Linked DNA regions of Homo sapiens: region 2 is linked to region 1. Evidence: read pairs that join two places in POLR2A ChIA-PET (ENCODE). Cell type or tissue: HepG2. All regions are shown on one strand.

Region 1 (2,500 bases):
CAAGGCCAGTGGATCATGAGGTCAGGAGTTCGAGACCAGCCTGGCCAATACGGTGAAACCCCATCTCTACTAAAAATACAAAAATTAGCCAGGCGTGGTGGCTCGCACCTGTAGTCCCAGCTATTCGGGAGGCTGAGGCAGAAGGATCGCTTGAACTCGGGAGATGGAGGTTGCAGTGAGCCGAGATCGCACCACTGCACTCCAGCCTGGGTGACAGATCGAGATCCCGTCTCAAAAAAAAAAGAGAAAAAAGAAAAAATGGCCAGTAACTTAAGGGCCCTTTCATGTCTTATTAAGCACCTAGAGGCTAATAATTCCTTTTAGAAATGTTCTGAGGGAGAGTGAGCAAGATTGAGCATAAACAGCTACATTCATAGACAACTCAACTGCCCTTCCTTATTTAATTCCTGCTACTTCTTATCGATTTGAAAATTTCTAAGAGATTTAAATTGTGATGCTTTCTATAGGCTGAGATTAAAAAGTCAACCAGGCTAAAGAATATGAAACAATAATAAAAAAAACCTAAACCATTAAAAAAGGTAAAAGAGAGCCCAGATCATAAAAAGTCCAACAGGCCATAAAATGAAGGCTGGAAACATTACAAAATCTCCCTTCTCAACTGGGAGCCTGGCCAAGCAACTACACGGGAGTTGAGTTCTGTGATTGTGAGTGAAAGTTGCATTGTCTGTCCCCGCCTGCCCTCCTTCTGTTCTGATCTCTAATTTTAGACATATCTGTGTTGACAGCATCCCTTAACAAAAAGATCAGCAGCAAGCTGTTCAAGTCCTAATCTGACATTTCCCACACGGAGAGAAAGGAATGGAATTCCTTTCTCTTTTGTGGATCTTTGCTCTGGGGTTGTAACTAGTAAGTTATCACAACTGGTTGGTACCAGCACATCACCAATTCATACAACACATGCTGTTCATTTACCTTAAAAAAGGACTAACCATAAGCAAAAGAGAATTTGGTTCATGATCTATAGATACATTATCCCATAGTCTCCTAATCAAAATTTAGAATATACAATTGAGCAACAGGACATTATACCCTACGTCTTGAAAAAAAATTTAGTCAAATTTGATTCTGTGTTTGAATAATCACATCTCTGAGGTGACTGTCCCTAAAAACCCAAAAAGTATGGTAATCTTGTATATTGTGTGACTTGTCATTCTTGAAAAAGAAAAGTACTAATAGCTAATATGTACTGTATTTACTCAGCGCCGGGCACTGTTCAAAGTTCAAAGTGCTCTGTGACAACTCATTTAATCCTCAAAACAACTTTGGGAGATAGGTACTATTATTATCCCTTCTTTACAAATGAGAAAACTGAGGGTCAGCTAAATAATTTGGCTGAAATCATAATGGTAGGCAATAAAAGATGTAGGATTTGAATTAGAATTCTTGCTACTGAATCTGTGTTCTTAACCACCGCTTTCTAGAGAGAAAGAGGACAAAGAAGGCAAGTCAGTTCTCAGCCCTGAGAATTCCACCTGGCTGATCTTTGTCATCAGTAAATATTTACTGACTCCTTATCATGTGATATGTTTTAGGTATATTACAGCTAGTGTTTTAGGCATGCCTAGTGTTTCAGGTATATTATGTTATTTAATCCTCCCCACAGTACTGTATGGGAGAACTACTACTCTATTTTACAAAAAACAAAAACCATGGCTTAGACAGGTTATAAATTGCCCAAGGATATACTTATGGTGAGTGATGGAACCACCTCTGCTGGTTCCTTTGGGATTATCATTGATTTGAAAATAAGGTGAACAGCTATTGGCAGGAGATTCATGGTACTGAGGAGGGAAGAGGACTACTTTCCAGGCTAGCTGGCATTCTCCTTATGATGCAGGGCTGTGTATGTGACAGAGGCCTCTTGAGCCTTTACTTTTCCTCAACAAGATGCGACCACAGGATTGCTTGGAATTCAGATTCTTTCCTCCACTTTAGCCCATCAACAGATTGATTCCTGACAACATGGCTTTGACAGTGTGATTCTTTGTTTAGCCTTCTTGCCTTGCTTGTCCCAGCACTGTGCCAATTTGGGCCCATTACTCCCAGAGCTTTCCTGGCTTCTGCTCCATTGTTCTAAAGAAGGGATTACTGACACACACTTTGGATCATTTCATTCTGAGGGCTTTAGGCTTTATCTGAGACTGCAGGTATGAGAGTTCTCTCTTGGGAATCTACCTTCACCTTTACTGCATTTGTCAACTCTTCCCCACATACAGGAGTTTGTAATTCGAGACAGACACTCATTTCATCAGAGATAGAGTTTGCCCTCATAAATTCTCTGAGCTGATTTTGGATAATTTTCAAGAAAAGAGGTGACTATCCTTTATATTCTATCATTTTAAAACTAGAAGTCTAACAAATGTAACTGCTTTTTTTTTTTTCCTGTCAAATTAATTCAGTAGCTATCCTTCTTGGAATGAACTTTAGCATGGATTAACTATCCATTGAACATACAGCATGTATTCCTTATTACTTTTGT
Region 2 (2,500 bases), 180 kb after region 1:
CAGTACTTTTTTTTCTCTTGGATATAGGGAATATGAGAATTTGATTTTCTTTGCTTCTATTTCTCTCAATCTCCCAAATTTTCTGTAATTACCATATTATTTTAAATGTTGGAGAATACCATAACTTTTTTACTTTTAAATCACTTATATCAAAGCTCTATTGATGGCTGCTTTTACATAATATTTCATTGGTTATATTTCTATGAGCCTTTTGACTTAGATAAACGAACAGTATTATAATGAAGAAAATACTGAAAACTATCATTGAGGGATTTTAAAATTGAATTCTAAAAGCAGTATGAGAACACCCTTATTTACATTGGGGAAGGGAAAGATAACCATTATCTTTTTCTCTACAAAATAAAAGAGAACTGCTTTAAAAAAAAATCACATTTGAACAACCTGGATCAAGGGGATTTCTCTGGTTCTTCTAAAACCTCAGTTTCAGTGCAGGAAGCTGGAGACAGAGATATCTGGGACCTAATGAAGGGGCCTCTTGTGCACTCCTCTATACCCCCTGTTCCAGACACATACCCTGCCCACCCAACCCACAGTCTCCACCCCTTCCATTAGCCCCAGGGAGGCAGAAAATAAAGGAGTTTAATTTAATGTCAAGATTCCACACCTGGCAAGACAATATTCTCCAAGGGAAAGTTCATCCCACAAAAAGAAATGGATTTATTATTTTTTAGAAAAAAAAAATCCTTTTGATAAAGATTCTTAAAGAACTAGGCAACAGTCAGAATCCCGGAGCAAGTTTCAATTATTTCACTTAGAAAATAACTGAAAGAATATGTGCACCAATGACTATTAATAATTGAACATGAAAAAAGAAAAATGTTAGAAATTTGGTGTGGATAATTGTTATGTTTTCCACACGGGTCTAATTAAAGTTGATTTAGACTGCATAGTGCCTTTTTTTGTAACCCTGTTATTAAATTAACAAACAACAACAAGGAAAAAAAAAAAAAAGCTCAAACTGCTACTTCTCCTGTGCTTTACACATATTCTGGGAGGCTGAACTCAAAGTGAGGAAAAAAGTCAAACAACTCAACATATGGCAGTGTCACCTTGTAGCTAAGAGTGTGAACTTTGAACCAACTGCCAAGGTTAAAATTGCTGATCTGCCATTGACTAGCTGTGTGACCTTGGAGACACTGTGCAGCTTCTCTTGCATTATGGGTTCCTCAACTAAAAAATAAAGTTATGAGTGGAAGTGTCAGAGGGCTGTTGTAATAGTTGAGATGAGAAATGAAAAATGCTTAGGTGAGTGCCTAACACCATGCACGCTCAATAAATGCTACCTACTATTCTTATTATAACCTATTATACTTTTTTCCTACTTTCCCCTTTTATTCTTCTTTTTCACCCAAGGAAAAAAAGATTTTTACAAACTTCTATTTGTTTAGCCTCATCAGTAAATACTGTTATCTATTTTAAAGATTGACTCTATTTTCCCCAGGGTAGAAATTAATTTTTTCTTTAAAAAAAAATTAAAATGGAGTTAGCTTCCTCTTTACTTTGTGCTAATCAGAAATGGTACCAGAGCCCTAATTCCTTGAACCTAGAAAGAATCACAGTTACTGAGGTCCTAGGCAATCCTCAGAGAGTGAGTATTTCCTGGCCTTCCCCACCCAAATCCTTTGTAGTGGGGATCTATTTTCCAGTTTTACTAAATCCCTCATAGCTCTTTTCAAGTGTAAAGGAATTCTGAAAATCCACGCCAAAAAGATCGTAAGAAATTCACATTCTAGAGAAAGAAATCCAAGTCTTAAAATGCCTACATGTCACATACAACTTTTACGCAAAAGAACATGCTTGATGTGTTTTTACTATCAGGGAGACTCCTGGTTTGTGAACTTACTAAATAGGATGTGAAAAGGATTGCTGGAATCATAAAATTAAGCTAGGAAAGCATAAAACTTTAAAAAAATAAACAATATATTCCAGGCTACAAGGAAGCATGTAGAAAAGGAGATGGCATGGCTTCACACAATACTTCGGGCTCTAATTACATGTGTATTTGGTATGAGAACTAAAAGGAAAATTATAAGGCTTGCATTGAAGAAAAGAAGTTGGCAGATAGAGGAAATAGGAGAAATTGGAGGTAAGTGCCGTCCAGCTGTATAGTACATAGTGCGGAGTATGCAGTTAAACGCTTCTTAGAAATTACTACAAATAGTCCAGTAATGGCAGAATCAGTAACCTGGTCAACTAGATGCCAGGTATAAAGTAGTATCTCTAATTTTACATATTTGCACTTAAGCACAAGCGTGTGTAATAAGAATTTTTTATTCACCAGAATTCTTGGAAAATAAACAGAATGTATTTGTGCTAGTTGGTAGGGTATAAAAGGAAGGACTTCTCACTCCTCTACGGCCGCCCCTATGTGGGTAGAACTTTGATTAATGTTCAAGGGAGAAAGAATATGAAATAGGGATAGAATTGGCAGAGCTGGTGAAAGACCACCCATGTCATACTGTGACTCTTCAAGTGTTCA

The links. ChIA-PET counts read pairs that join two places held together with the same protein. Peaks named below come from ENCODE experiments on the same cell type or tissue, not always from the same donor. Only the 100,000 strongest peaks of a DNase experiment are listed, where the experiment ranks them.
Region 2: POLR2A ChIA-PET joins it to region 1 with 8 read pairs; 1 of 35 experiments calls an interaction of 5 or more read pairs at or near these places.

The regions. Positions count from the first base shown.
Region 1 is chr14:24,838,451-24,840,950 of GRCh38, forward strand. The region is part of intron 4 of STXBP6 (syntaxin binding protein 6); the gene reads right to left. Among named protein-coding and RNA genes, the nearest start is that of GZMB, 210 kb to the left of the region's middle. In HepG2, no CTCF peak of the experiment used is centred here; DNase peaks (open chromatin) are centred at 681, 1,241, 1,491 and 1,961; H3K4me3 peaks cover 1,464 bases.
Region 2 is chr14:25,014,843-25,017,342 of GRCh38, forward strand. The region is part of intron 1 of STXBP6 (syntaxin binding protein 6); the gene reads right to left. Among named protein-coding and RNA genes, the nearest start is that of STXBP6, 34 kb to the right of the region's middle. In HepG2, no CTCF peak of the experiment used is centred here; a DNase peak (open chromatin) is centred at 1,099.